Regions from separate parts of the Homo sapiens genome. Here region 1 is linked to region 2. The links are chromatin loops, found by intact Hi-C in ENCODE. Cell type or tissue: mammary epithelial cell. All regions are shown on one strand.

Region 1 (8,000 bases), 73 kb before region 2:
AGAGTCTCCTCACCTGGCCTTGGGGCCTGGAGCAGGGCAAGAGTTGACATGGGCCTAAGGAACTCACCTGCATCCGCCTGTTCTTAATCCCTGCGGTCACCTGCCCTAGGATCCAAACATCTGGCCACTTGCTCAGGGACCCCTTCTTGATGGTGTATCCTAAGAACTTAGCTGCTAAGCCCCAGGCTGCTGGGCCGGCACAGACCCAAGCTCCCCTACTGATCCCTCAGAGGCACCTGCAAGATCTGCCTGAAACTCCTACAGACCCTGAAGGGAGACTTCCCAGGGCACCCACCTGTGAGAAAAAACAGGCTTCTGCTCTCTCCCTTCACCTCTTTGCCTGAGCCCTTACCCAGACTCCAGCCCTTACCCCATGCGCTGCCCCTACACTGAGTTCCCTGGTGCAGATGGGGACAGGCCTAACTTACTTCCTCTGCAAGAGCAATAGCAAACAAGTAACTTACCCCAAGTGCCTCTACTATGTTGCAAGAGCCAACATTTAAGCTCAGGTGTCAAGAGCTGACACCAAAGTCTATGCCTTTTCTACCAACCATAGTCACCACCTGTTTATATGTTAGGCATCTTTCCTTGTCCCATCTCTGCCAATTGGGCCAGTTGACATGAAATAACTCCAGGGCCAAGACACCCCAAGGACCCCTCTCATTCATTTGAATTAGTTTCTTGCCCCTAGTTAAAAGCCAGAGACTCCTGAGAAAGAACATAGTGTGGGTTGATGTGTCAGGGTCATCCCTCTTGATCCTAAGCTACCAGGTAGTGGAGCCTGCACCTCACACCCAGTGCCCCGCCCTCAGGCCCTTTGGAAAGCCTTTTTGATGGTGGTGGTGTTTGTGGTGAGCCGATTGCAGGGACAGACCTCACTGCTTGATTTTAAACTGCTGCAGCATCTAATTCAGTATCTTTTCCACTCTGCCCAAAACAACTGTGAGGTAGGGAAAGGCACTAGAATAAGCAGGGTTTTGAGCCAGGGAGGAAGGAGAATGTTCTGGAACGTCTGTCAGTTATGACCATCTGGCCCAGTGGCCTTTGAAGGTAGCCACAGATCCTCTCACAGTTTAGTGAAGCAGCAGCGGCAATGTGTGGCTCTGCTGCCCAGAGTGACACACTGGCCTATTTTTCATGATTCACAGCTAGTCTCTTCAAACCTTGAGATGTCCATCATCTGGGTCTGGACATCAAGAGCACCCCCTCAACCCCTAACATGCCTTAGAAGGGGTTCCTGACCTGGCCCCTGTCTGGAAGTTGACCTTCCTGTTCTCCCCTCTGACAGGAGTCCAGACGCTGGCCCCTCTCAGGTGACCACCTTCTTGACTGTCCCGTTGACTTTCGCTACCCCTTCTCCTGTCTCTGAATCTGCCACAGAGTCTTCTGAGTTGCTTCTGACATTGTACAGGAGGAGCCAGGCCAGTCAGACAGACTGGTGCTACGACAGAACTGCCGGTGAGGGAAGCTGCGCTCTGTCGGTGAGGCGCAGCCGGGCTCTGTGGGCCAGGGGAGGAATGGTTTTGTGCATGTGAAATATTGTGGCTCGAGTATTGCCTTTCATGCTAATGATATCCTACTGTTTCTGTTGCCCTCTGAGGTCTCATTTTGGGTAAGATGTTAACTCCTCTCCTAGCCTTGCTTCCTGTTTCATCCCATCCCAGACCCCCCTCAGAGAAAGAGCATCAGCAAAGTACTGAAACAAATAGCTTCTTCCATCTTTCCGTCTCTTCCCCTGTTTTTCATTCGTCTTCCTATTCTTGTTCTACATGAACACAGGCACAATTTCCCTCAGGGACACAGGCCATTTTCTTCCCAGATTACACACTGGCTCCCTGGGGTGACAGGCCATATCCAGATAATCATGTGGAAAATGGAAAATGGGACATGGGCCCACCTCAGACAGTCTCAGTGGGGGTCAAAGCCAGCCCTGATTCAGAACCCACCAAAACTATCCATGTAGTGAACTTTCGTGGCTACAGCTAAGACACACAGGAGAGAGTCCGGCAAAATTGCATTAAGGGTCTTCATTCTCTACCCAATTAAACCCCCAAATCCTCACTCTGGGACCCTGGGGGTGGAAGACCGAATAGCATTTCTTGCCGTTATTAATTATTTAAATCCAGCTTTAGTGGGATCGATCCATCACTGATTCACAGATTTATTTCACATCTGTAGTCATGGCAGCAGTAAATTAGATTCCCCCGTCACCTCCCTTCCCTGCCCCTATCCGTGGCTGCTAAATTTTGTAGCTCCAATGTGGTTAAATGAAATTAGGAGCCAGAAACCCTATAAGGGAGAATGGAGAGGCAGAGGACAGGCACACACCGCCAGCATGTGCTGAGGAGTGTTTCACAGGCTACATCGGTTCACTGGGGACCTTTTTCAGCGTGTGTGCTCCCACGGAGCCCCAAGAACTGGAGCCATCTCAAAGTCAGTAAGCATGACCACCGAGAAAATCTGAGCATTTATCTAAATATTCATAAGAAGGATTCTGAAAGTCATTTCCTGAGTAATTGCCAGTCAAGTGCCAATGCTAAGCTTGAGAGGATGTGGGAGAGGAGAAAGGTAATGGGAAAAGGCTGGGGTATGCAACAGAGGGGACTCGAGCCTGTTCACACCACTGTGGACCCAGCCCCGAGAGGGGCCCCATTGAAATCATTGTTTCATTGGCCCTTCATTAGCATTATTAATAGAGCTAATTATGTCTGCATTTCATTGAGGTTGTAATCACCATGTATATTCGGTCTGTATGGGCACATTTTGCAGCTATGTCTTGGAGTTCCTTAAAGCCAACATATACTGAGTGTTTAGTAAAAGTCTGACCACCCACAGGAAATGTCCACTGATCAAATATTGTGACATTGGTGGCTTGAGTCAAAGATATGGACTGTGTTGGAGCCTCTAAGCCAGGCTCAATGACACCCCAGTTTCCTGCAGTTACTTGGGGTGGGGGGATGGTCATTAGAACAAAGATTGAAACACAAGGAAAGGCAAGCAATTCCCTAAAAATTCATGGAGGTTTTTCTCTCCCCTTCTGTCTGTAGTTTCCAATCTATCTTTCTGGAGAGCATTGGTGGCAACAGGTATATGATTGTGTCTGGCCAACAGAACGGCGCAAGTGTGACAAAGAGGGACAAAGAATGAATAGATTTAGCAGCTCCTGGGTCCTGGGTCACCATTAAATGCCATAAGTATGTTTATGGGCTAGACAGCCAGTCAGCTATCAAGAAAGCCATGGAAAGGAATATTCCATCCCCAATGGCAGCCTTCTAGGGTCAGGGAAGCCTAGGTCCTGTGAGCCCTGCTGAGAGAGGGAAAAGGCAACCAGCTACCTAGCCACGCTCTCTACCAAGCCATACTGCGAACTGACTTTGAAATGCTCCAGTTTTCACTCCAAACAAGCATACTCTGATGAAAGTCCCAAATGAACCAAGGAGCACTGAGCAGTGTCCATGTTCCCTTGCTTGGTGTAAAACACAGGCTGGCCACATGCCTGAAGATGGCGACAAAGATGAACCAGGAAGCACAAAACTCCAGGAAGGTAGGGAAGTGCAAAACCCAGTCAGGAGGAGGTGGAGGAAAGGGACGCAGGAAAACCATCCGTGCAGGAGGGGAAAGCGGTCTTCCTGCAGGTGGGGTACACATTACTAAGGATTCCCAAGCATGGCAGATGCAGACAAGCAGAGCTTTCAGCCCAGGGAAGAAGCCGCCTGGTCACTTGGAGAAACACAGGTGACCACAGCAAACACAACCCAAAGAACTGGGCACGTGGAGCTGAGGCCCGCAGGAGTCAGCAAAGACGAAGCCAGGCATGGGCACTGCTGCTCCAGGAGGCCCAGAACTGGGTGTCCCTGTCACCAAGCAGTCGTGAAAATGTAGCTTTTCAACGCTTATCAGAACCCCTGCCTGAAACATCCTGGAATCTGCATTCTTAACCAGATCCCCAGAGGATGCTTGGGGACACGAACAATGAGGAAATGGAGAACTTCTAGTTTAAGATGAATTGGTTTCAAGGCACCCGCTTCCAAAGCATGATTTTATTATGGAATTGTTCAACCACAATGAGTCAAAAATCGTGTTCCACATGGCTCAGCCTTTCTCGACAAATAGGACTTTGGCCAAATATGGAGGAAAAAATACCCAGGTAAATACTTGGGACCTATGACTCCAGAGGGTGGCAGGTCTGACGTGGAAAGGCTGCAACAGGCACAGGAAATGCCTTGTGATCCATATGAGAAGACGCTCTGGAGCACTGGAAACACTAGTTATGGCCTCATGTGTCTATCCAGGCACAGAGCAGGATCATAAACCAAGTCAGCCAGAAATTCTAATGCAGAGCATTACATCCATGCTCACAGAAATTCTCCATACTTAGTGCCTGGCACATAGTAACCACAAATGAATATTTATTAAATACTTGTGAAATTGTTGTTGAATGCTCATCTGATTCAAGGTCAGATCATGGTGATAAAAGGGTATATCCTACTACAAAAAACCAGTCTTCGTAGGAAAGGAGCTCTGTAGATAGAACTACGTACACATAGAGACATTGTGTGTATAGAAATGTGGGTGAGAATACGCAGAGGTGTAAGGAGAGGTCAGATGGTGTATTAGTCTGTTTTCATGCTGCTGATAAAGACATACCTGAGACTGGGTAATTTATAAAGAAAAAGATGTTTAATGGACTCACAGTTCCACGTGGCTGGGGAGGCCTCACAATCATGGCAGAAGGGAAAGGCACATCTTACATGGCAGCAGGCAAGAGAGAGAACTGAGAACCAAACGAAAGAAGTTTCCCCTTATAAAACCATCAGGTCCATGAGACTTATTCATCACTACAAGAACAGTATGGGGGAAACCGCCCCCATGATTCAGTTATCTCCCAGCAGGTCCCTCCCACAACATATGGGAATTACAAGAGCTACAATTCAAGATGAGATTTGGGTAGGGACACAGCCAAACCATATCAGATGGGGAAGAGGATTGAAAGCTCTCAAAAGTGCAAACTGGTGTGCTTCCTTCAGTGGACTCAGATTTTGAAATATCACATGCAGAGGTTAAAAAGATGAGGATGCTCTCAACAATAAATGTAGGAAAATGGCTGTGAACTTTAAGAATAGTGTCAGGAAAACTGAATCAATCCCAGGATAAACATTCTTACCAAAACATAATAATAATAATAGTGATCATACAGGCAGCAACAAAAGACAGAGGCCCATTTAAAATAGAATTGAGCCAAAAAAAGTCAAGACAGACAGGCTAGTACTGTTTAGTGTAGTGCTGATTAATGATTCAGGGAAAAATCAAGTTGTTTAATTGCTATTTAATTTTGACTTACTGTAAAAGAAAATTATCCTCAAACTGAAAAGAGTGCAACAAAATTAGTTGAGAAATAGCAGGAACTAAAGATTGGTGAAAAGAAATCAAAAGAGAATGGTAACTGCTGTCTCCTCATCTGGATAAAATATACTCCAGAATTTGTACGTACTGAGAGAATAGCTTAATCATGCTTCTGGTTTTTGAGGAATTGTGGGAAGTTGGTGAAATGAGTCTGTGACCAATCTGGGATAAATACTGAGAGCAAAATGACCACAAGAAACCAGCCTAAGATCAATAGAAGCCAATTACATAATACTGGCTTTTAGGTCACTTTTTGACAAGGTTATCAGATTAGGGAACTGTGGAAACCCCATAGGGCGAAATTCCACAAGGCATTTCATTTCCAAAGGTTTCCTGATGTTCCTGGACAAGATAGAGATATATTAGGTGGGTGCTACTGTAAGATGATGTCATCACTAATAACTGACTGAACAGCACCTCAAGATGCTGTTTCATAGATCAGAGTCAACCCAGTTTCCAGCAGAGAGCCGTGGAGCTCTGTCCAGTACAACATTTTTTATAATAGGCTTGGATGCAGATTTAGAAGGAATATTTATATTTGTAGATGCCCTGAAGCTGTTGAATGCTGAGGATAACATAGTCAGATTCTAAAAGATTTTGGCAGGCAGAAACATCAGACCAGAATTAGCTAGATGAAAGATATTGGTCATTGATATCAGATCCTGCTATCAGGCCCCCAAAAACAGCAGGCTGGAGAAGTGCAGAGTAAGGAAGCCCTGTTTGTTGTTAGATGCTTTCTTCAACCACAAGCTCAATAATTCAACAGTATAATTGATGTCACTGCCAGAAAAGTTAACACAACCAGATACAACTGAAAGGTTATGTAGAGAGGATTTCATCCTGCTGTGCCCTGCATTGGAGTGCCATCCCTGGAATGGCGCGTTCAGTTTGGGGGACACCACACTCTCTAAGAACTAGAAGGAGCTTGGTGGGGGCTCAACAGAAGGGCTGGTGTCCTGGACAGTAACCTGGAGACTACGTCACACAAAGAACTGCTGAAGCAAAGGAGGATGTTAAGTCTGAAAGACACACGACTGAGATGTAAAAACTGACTTTAAATATTTGACAATCTGCCACACAAAACCAAGACCTGAGTCTTACACTCCAGACTGAAGGGCTAGAATAGGACACTAATGCAATCCTAGAGAAATATTTTAAGAAAAGAAATTATTCCTAACAGTCAGAACTGTGCCATGGCACAGTGAGTTTTCTTGAAATTGGAGAGCTCCTTGTCTGTAGAAGTGCCGGCCTCTTGCTGAAGAACTAATAGGCACTGATATGGCAAGTGTTCAAAGTCCTCTTAACGCCACAGGCCACAACACAAGTTTTTGTTTTTGTACCCTGTCCGTCTTGAATTTAGGACACTCCCATAAGCTAATGGAGCAGTTTACTTGGCTTTTTCATCATGGGCCTATTAGTCCCTGCTATTAAGAATGGAATGGGCCAGGCGCAGTGGCTCATGCCTGTAATCCCAGCACTTTGGGAGGCTGAGGCAGGCAGATCACCTGAGGTCAGGAGTTCGAGACCAGACTGGCCAACACGGCAAAACTCTGCCTCTACTAAAAATACAAAAAGTAGCCAGGTGTGGTGGCACACGCCTGTAGTCCCAGCTACTCAGGAGGCTGAGGCAGGAGAATGACTTGAACCTGGGAGGCGGAGGTTGCAGTAAGCGGAGATCTCACCACTACACTCCAACCTGGGCAACAGAGTGAGACTCTGTCTCAAAAACAAGAATGGAATGTAGGATGTGTATGTGTGTGTCTGTCTTTGAGTGTGTGTACACACACATGTACACACATGTATTTAGCATTCAGGAGTAGGAAGACAAACACTAGGGAAAGAGGCAAAAAGGAACAGGGATCATAAAGTTCCAGAAGACAGAAAACAAGGGTAATCAAGAACTTACAAAAGTCCTAAATATATATATACAGTAGCTTCCCATTGCAAATCTTAGCAGATCTATCCTAGGCAATCCCCATGTTTCCCATCCAGTCCCCATCACACACCCCATGGCCACAGAGCAGACACACTACTTTGTACAGTGACAGGCACACCGCATTGTGTGTCTACATGGCCTTGGAGCCACTTGGTTCTATGGTTCCTACAGCAGGAGGGATACCTCTAAAGTCTTCCTCTTACCCTGCCTCAGCCCTTCCAGCTATTCTGAGGACCAAAACTAGCCTCATGGTAACCAGAGGAGAAGGCCACAACAGGGTTACATTTTCTGACGACTAATTTATTGCAATCCTAGAGTGATTTACCAAAGCCAAAGAGGGTGGGGTGCAGTGGGGCATCTATATATGCCAGCTGTGCCGCCAGCCTCAGTTCCCCCCAACTGTTGACCAGCCTTGGGTGCCAAGAAAGAACCTGGGACCCCACATACCCAGTATGAACCCACTGGAAAATGTAAGGTTTAAATCATTAATAGCCACCCTCTTCTGCCTTTTAACAGTAAAATCTTTAAAATCGAAATCAGAAACAGAGCAAGAAACCACCACGAAGCTGGCTCCGGAAGGTAAAGTTTATGATGATTTTAAATGATCTGTAGAAGTTAGTCATCCATCCCAGAGAAGGTAAGAAGCACAGAATTAGCCTGC
Region 2 (8,000 bases):
GAGTTATTAAATGAAGATTCCTTCCCAGTCTCGCTTACTCTCTCCACTGATTTTAATAAACATAATCAGTGACTTATGTCATGGAAACTCACTCTGCATACGGGAACACAGAGCACCAGGTAAGTGGGAAATGCTACACATTTTAAATACTTGCTCTATTTTTAAAAGACCTAACAACTCTGATGCCAAAAATTGTATCATATAGATTTTATTACTTCACTAAAGCTATTGTAATCCAGCAAATAGTATCATGTTAATTTGTTGACAGGTGCTCAGTTTAAGTATGTAAGAACAATTTCTTGCCTTAAAAAACTGTTTAAGACATTAATCCATTTTCACTGATCACTTTTTAAGATAAAAGTACACAAGCTTGGCCAGGCGCGGTGGCTCACGCCTGTGATCCCAGCACTTTGGGAGGCCGAGACAGTCGGATCACGAGGTAAGGAGACAGAGAAACCATCCTGGCTAACATGGTGAAACCCCGTCTCTACTAAAAATACAAAAATTAGCCGGGCATGGTGGTGGGCGCCTGTAGTCCCAGCTATTAGGGAGGCTGAGGCAGGAGAATGGCGTGAACCTGGGAGGCGGAGCTTGCAGTGAGCCAAGATCACGCCACTGCACTCCAGCCTGGGCGACAGAGGGAGACTCCATCTCAAACAAACAAAAAAAAAAGTACACAAGCTCAACCATGAAAATAATAAGCTAGTGTCTATCAAATTGAGAGCTTCTCCATACATATTTAAACCTCTTATAATATGTAGGAAACAGAATTAGATAAAAGAGGATGGCCTACAGATAAGGAGGGCAAAAGACCGAACTATCAAAACGCTTTTCATGCCTCCCTTAAGAGAAAGGACATGGCCAGGTGCAGTGGCTCACTCCTGTAATCCCAACATTTTGGGAGGCCAAGGCGGGTGGATCACTTGAGGTCAGGCATTCAAGACCAGCCTGGCCAACACGGTGAAACCCTGTCTCTACTACAAATGCAAAAATTAGCTGGGCGTGGTGGCACACACCTGTAATCCCAGCTACTTGGGTGGCTAAGGCACAAGAATGGCTTCAACCCAGGAGGTGGAGGTTGCAGTGAGCTGAGATAGCGCCACTGCACTCCAGCGTGGGTGACAGAGTGAGACTCTGTCTCAAAAAAAAAAAAAAAAAAAAAGAGAGAGGACAGTGGTACAAGAGGACATAAGCCTATGAACTTTTTTTAAAATTAGGTCATATTTTTCCCTCCTGAGATCTGAGAAACACAGGATCACTGTAGAAAATAAAGAGATGTATAGGGAATGAGAGAAAAAATCATCCATAGTCACCTAAAAGCTTTCACTGTTACATATTTTCTTCAATGCATTTTATTACATAGTCATACCATATTATCTGATTTGCATCTTAAATACCTGTTGTCTTAATATGTTTAAGTTAAATTTTATTGTTTCATTTTTAAAAATTTAATGACTGTGTAATATTGTTATATAAAACATGCCACAATTTATGTAACCATTTCCTTAACATTAGACATGTGTTTTCTAATTTCACCTATTATCAAAAATGTGCGGGCACAGACTTGGAAATACTTGTTAAAACTTAAATCTGCCTGTCTATAACTTTATTTCTAGTCCCCATGTGAAAATTTCATTTCACCTCTCCATTTCATGAATGAGAAAAATATAGTGGTCACAAAGATAAAGCTTTCCTAGCAACAAGATCCCAAATTATTCTGTGGAGAGATACATATATATAAAATGTATATATCACTTTTATATATATAATTTATATGTATATATTATATATATAATTTATATGTATATATTATATATATAATTTATATGTATATATTATATATATAATTTATATGTATATATTATATATATAATTTATATGTATATATTATATATATAATTTATATGTATATATTATATGTATAATTTATATGTATATATTATATGTATAATTTATATGTATATATTATATATAATTTATATGTATATATTATATGTATAATTTATATGTATATATTATATGTATAATTTATATGTATATATTATATATAATTTATATGTATATATTATATGTATAATTTATATGTATATATTATATATATATAATTTATATGTATATATTATATATATATATATAAAAGCCTTAAAAGTCACGTTTATAAATCCATATATCAAAAAAAGTTCACAGGATCTGAACACTCCAAGTGGGAAGAAAATTTTGGCTAGAAACAGCTCCCACAGCTCCTTCCCTATAGGTGACAGGTATTTTAAGAGGAGAGTTAAGCAAAGCAACACTTTTGAACATGCTCTACTTCCTGGGAAAAAAAAAAAATCTCAGGGTCTGTGGGAGAAGCACATGCCAGCAGCCTTCAGCCCCAGATCCCTTCTGGATTAAAAACTGTAAACCGCTAAGTGCGGTGGCTAACACCTGTAATCCCAGCACTTTGGAAGGCTGAGTCAAGAGGATCATTTGAGCCCAGGAATTTGAGACCAGCCTGTGCAACATGGTGAGATCCTGTCTCTACAAAAAATAAAAAATTTAGCCAGGTACCTGTAGTCCTGTTGCTCAGGAAGCTGAAGCAGGAGAATTGCTTCACCTCAGGAGGTTGAGGCTGCAGTGAACAGAGATCATACCACTGCACTCCAGCTTAGGTGACAGAGTAAGACCCTCTCTCAGAAAAAAAAAAAGGCCAGGCACAGTGGCTCACACCTGTAATTCCAGCACTCTGGGAGGCCAAGGTGGGCAAATCACTTGAGCCCAGGAGTTTGAGACCAGCCTGAGCAACATGACAAAATCCTGTCTCCACAAAAAATACAAAACTTGGCAGGGGCATGAAGGTACATGCCTGTAGTCCCAGATTCTTGGGAGGCTGAGGTAGGAGGATGGATTGAGCTCAGGAGATAGAGGCTGCAGTGAGCTATGATCACACCACTGCACTTCAGCCAGGGAGACAAAGCAAGACCCTGTCTCAAAACAAACAAACAAAATTGTAAGCCATACAGTCATGGTGACTCCTTCTAGTCACACAACCCAGAGCCACAATTACCTGTCCTCAAAATTGACTGACTCATTTCCTCCATGTAAGAACATTCAACTATTTAAAACATTATCGTAGAGAGAGATGATTATAAATTGTGATGTTTCCTTGAAAATGCTTTCTTGGTATTCCAGGGAAATAGTATCATTTCCCCAGTGGCTAGGACTACAACAAGAAACCTTTACTCTATAGAATGTGTAACCTAAGTACCACTTTTGGTACTTTAGCAAAGTTGGACTCTCTTATATAGTACAGTCTTTATTTAGCACTATAATGAAATAACAGTTTCTCTCAAAGAGCCTCAAAATTCAATCATGTTAAACAAATCCTACTGCCAAAACAGCTTTAAACTTCTGTGCCTATAAGTAAATGCTATATTCCACAATATTTTACCAGGAAACAGGATTTCACCTAACACTTCATCAAACCTTGTTTTTGCTGATAGACTCTGACGCTCCAAGTAAGGACTGAATGCAGGCAGACAATGCTTCCTGTGATAATCCTTGGAACACTGCCCTCTGGTGGAATAAAAGAGAATAATCAGCCTGTGGCATTTGACAAAACAAAAAAAAAGGAATATCCTAGGCTGTAAGTGCAAATAACAATGCCTGCTTGCCCTCATGGTTGGATTAATTTACTACTTGTATTATTCTTCCTGGTTTCCTATTCCCATGCAACCTTTCTAAACCAACACATAGATATGTAATATGCAGTCATCCCTGGAAACATTCATGTGACCATTCAATAAATATTGATTAGCATACTAGGCACTGTGCTAGATGCTAGAAATATAGGCAGGCATGGTTCTGACCTCACGGAGCCTTCGCTCCAACAAGATCTCATGTGGGGCTCTTTTTTAAATCTCTAAAACCAACTTTAAAACAAACCCTCAGTAAATCCACTTCTAAAAATACAACAGAATTGTATTTTAGGAAATCATGTACATGGCTCTTCATTACAGTATTATTTAGAACAGCCATAAACTGGAAATAACATAAATGTTCAAAGACAGGGGACTGACAAATAAAATAGGACTAAATCTAAATTATAGAATACTGTTTATGAAATCAAAGAATGCTGAAGGAGGCGGTGAAATTCATAATGGAGTTTAAAAAAAAAAAAAACAGGTTACCAAATGGTATAGGCAGTATGATTCTTAATTTAATTCTGCCATTACTATCTTCCCAGAGGTGTGGCATGGTGGTTGGACCAGGACTCCTGTCAGTCCCCTTGCTTCACTCCCAGCCTCCATTCTACATAAATATGAGCCTATTCATTATTAGGCCACTGTCCTGGGCCCTGGTCTCCAACTTGATGTTATTCTCTTTTTACATTGCTTCTCCCTGTTCTGTGGTTTCCCACAAGGCTATTACTATAGGAAGGAGAGATTAGAGCTGCCACCTGCTGGGTCACTAACCCTGCCTAAGAAAGCTTAAGATGAGCAGCTTAGACCAAGACCCTCGCCTTCCCTTGCTCAGCCTTAACGTATTTTACACTGGATTGTCTTTCCCCACCTTTGATCGGTAAGACTAAAAGTGTTAAGATTTGAATATAAGCTAGGTGAAAAAAGAATAAGCCAGCCTAAGGCATAAGACAAAACTGGCATAGTGACCTCCTCAGGCCTACCTACTATTAAGCTAAAATCCCTGTTAAGCACCCTAAGAGGTTTTATTTCCTAGAGTCTGTGATGACAATGGGTTCTATGTGGAATATGCCTCCTGCGTATTTTCCTTGGGATCCTGACTCCACTGCAGGAAGTTGCTGAATCTCAGCCTAATATCATTATTCAATAAACCTAATGGACACCCTGGGGAGGAAGAGATGCCAAATATCCAAACCTCTCTCTGGAAGAGATCTCATCAGCTGGGCAAAAAGGCTGAGACATCTAAGTCTGTAGAGGTGATCTGGGCCTGTCCTTAAGAGTCCCAGAACTGGGCAAAAGGCACTTTTGGTAGCATTTCAAAATCTATAAGCACAAAGCCCAGCAATTATGCATTTTAAATTAAATATAGAGTAGTGTACATTCTACTGACCCAATGAAACAACTGTGCAGTCCTACAATATAAAATATCTCTGCGGTGTAAGGGTAAATGCATACTCCTTTTGAACCATATCCTTAAGAAATAGTGGCATCTAGACAATTCATTACATGACTGCTGTATTTAATCATTGCTCTAAATGCAGTCAGGGTCTTCTCTTCAGGAATGCACACATAAAACAGTCATGCAAAATTTGCCCACAATTTTGAGGTGTCCATAGACTCCCCAAAGCCCATTACTGAATTATAAGTTTCTATAGAAAGTTCAGGTTAGAAATTCCTAAATTAGCTTGACCTCAAGTTACTTCCATATCTAAAAATCATGATTTTAAGAATATCCAACAAAATACTTTATCAAGATCTTAAAATGTAAATTTAAAAATATTTCAAGTGAAAGAACGAGCAATTCACAGTAAAGATACACGTACATCTATGCATCTGTATAATTTGGAGAGACAGACAAGAGTTCTTCGAACCGTAGGATACCACATTCCATGAAGATCTGCTGGAGAAATTGTGGTCTGTGGTCTAGGATTGAGGGATTCTGTTGAACCTAAAACCCAAGTGGAAAAGAAGACACATTTCACACATGTGGATATTTGTCTTACAATAATTTACATGGCAACTATAAACTGCTTATTCTCATTAGCTATAAGTAGCTAGAGGGCACCAATTTTTTCCCACCTCAGTTTTCATCAAGAATACCCTAAGAAATCTAAATCAGTGACAGGTGAGATTTAACACAGTAACTGAGAATACACATGAATATGGACATACATACATTCCAGCTTCATATATATATGCTCAACCCAAGTTGCTTTTCCCAAATTGTGATCAATAATCTTTATGGAACATAGGAAAAGCATAATCACATTATAGAATGCAGCCATTAAAAAGGAGGCAGATCGTCTGGGCACAGTGGCTCACGCCTGTAACCCCAGCACTTTGGGATGCCGAGGCAGGCGGATCATGAGGTCAGGAGTTCAAGACCATCCTGACCAATGTGGTGAAACCTCGTCTCTACTAAAAATACAAAAATTAGTCAGGCGTGGTGGCGTGTGCCTGTAGTCCCAGCTACTCGAGAGGCTGAGGCAGGAAAATCGCTTGAACCTGGGAGCCGGAGGTTACAGTGAGCCAAGATCTCGCCACTGCACTCCAGCCTGGGCAACAAAGTGAGACTCCGTCTCAAAAAAAAAAAAAAAGGAAGCAGATCTCTATGTAGTCATGAGGAAGGAAGCAGGTGGGAGCCTGTGGAGGTGGGGGAGTAACAAGAAAACAAAGCACTTCTAAACAGGGGGATTAATCAAATTAGGTTCACCTGTCAGACTGTCTTCCACACTCTGAGTCAAATCACATACAGGCCTAGTTAGTACATCCAATTCCCAGGTGACCAGAGCGGGCTTCCCCCCACCACTGGGAAGGTCAGAAAAGGCAGACTCTGGCGACTGTGAGGAAGAGCAGGTGGGGAGTATGGTTGAGCAAAGACACCTCTGTAAGGGAAGTACAATCACTTCTGGGTCGAGGGACCAAATTTCAAATGAACCATGAAAAGTGGAGCTGGTATAATACTTTGAGACAACAGGTGATATTGAAAGATGGACTAGGCATTAGAGGACATTAGCAAACTCATTAAATTTTTAGTGCAATAATGGTTTATTGTTAAGTAAAAGATGTCGTTATTTTTTGGAGATGCTGAAATACTCAAGGGTGAAGTGTCAATGACGTCAATAATTTAAAATGGTTCATAAAATATATATTTACACACACACCCCAACACATACAAATACACACATACACATATATGTATATATATGTGTATGTGTGTGTGTGTGTGTGTGTGTATATATATATATATATAAAAATATATATAAAAAATAAAATGTTAAGTCTTGAATCCAAGTTGTGGGTATGGGTGTTCATCATTCATCTTTCTTTCAACTTTTCTGTATATTTGGAATGTTTTCAATAATAAGAAAATAGAAGTAGATCTATGATACACTGGTATTAAGTTACAGAGCAAACATTAATTCCTTTTTATAAATGGTTATAGCAGCATATTCTTACAAGAAGGCCTGTAGGTTGTATAGCACAGATTTGAGGGGAAAGGGATGAGGGAGAAAGGTTGAAGCTTAGTGCTTTCTTTCCTTTTTTTTTTTTTTTTTTTTTTTTTTTTTTTAGGTTGGACCTAGGCTCTGTCACCTAGGCTGGAGTGCAGCGGCGCAATCTCAGCCCACTGCAACCTCCACCTCCTGGGTTCAAGTGATTCTTCTGCCTCAGCCTCCTGAGTAGCTGGGATCACAGGCTCATGCCACCACACCCGGCTAATTTTCTGTACTTTTAGTAGAGACAGGGTTTCACCATGTTGGTCAGGATGGTCTTGATCTCCTGACCTAGTGATCCACCCACCTCAGCCTCCCAAAGTGCTGGGATTACAGGCATGAGCCACCACACCCAGGCTTTTTTTTTTTTTCTTTTTTTCTGAGACAGAGTCTGGCTCTGTTGCCCAGGCTGGAGTACAGTGGCACAATCTCAGCTCACTGCAACCTCCGCCTATTGGGGTCAAGCAATTCTTGTGCCTCAGCCTCCCGAGTAGCTGGGATTACAGGCATGTGCCACCACACCCAGCTAATTTTTGTATTTTTAGTAGAGATGGGGTTTTGCCATGTTAGTCAGGCTGGTCTCAAACTCCTGACCGTGGGTGATCTGCCCACCTCGGCCTCCCAAAGTGCTGGAATTACAGGTGTGAGCCACCGTGCCTGGCCAGTACTTTCACTTTACAATTCTGTAAGCTTTTTTTCCAAAAACAAGTACTACTTGTAAAATTTTTTTTTCTCTCTCTCTCACCACTCCTATTTAACTTGTATAATTTTTAAATTTCTTCCATAAGAGCTCACTTTAAACTAACATTTAATTTGTATTAAGTTT

The links. A loop is a pair of places that touch in the nucleus more often than their neighbours do. Peaks named below come from ENCODE experiments on the same cell type or tissue, not always from the same donor. Only the 100,000 strongest peaks of a DNase experiment are listed, where the experiment ranks them.
Region 1: it touches region 2 in a loop (15-fold over the local background); 3 of 110 quality-filtered maps call a loop at or near these places.

What each region holds. Positions count from the first base shown.
Region 1 is chr13:45,580,521-45,588,520 of GRCh38, reverse strand. It overlaps ERICH6B (glutamate rich 6B), which reads left to right. Exons shown (of 15, transcript NM_182542.3): 5 at 1,289-1,458; 6 at 7,856-7,918. Among named protein-coding and RNA genes, the nearest start is that of ERICH6B, 31 kb to the left of the region's middle. In mammary epithelial cell, a CTCF peak has its summit at 3,501 (motif pointing right); no DNase peak of the experiment used is centred here.
Region 2 is chr13:45,507,320-45,515,319 of GRCh38, reverse strand. It overlaps COG3 (component of oligomeric golgi complex 3), which reads right to left. Exons shown (of 23, transcript NM_031431.4): 15 at 5,504-5,628; 16 at 3,466-3,555. Among named protein-coding and RNA genes, the nearest start is that of COG3, 46 kb to the right of the region's middle. In mammary epithelial cell, a CTCF peak has its summit at 3,559 (motif pointing left); DNase peaks (open chromatin) are centred at 3,039 and 3,529; H3K27ac peaks cover 1,623 bases.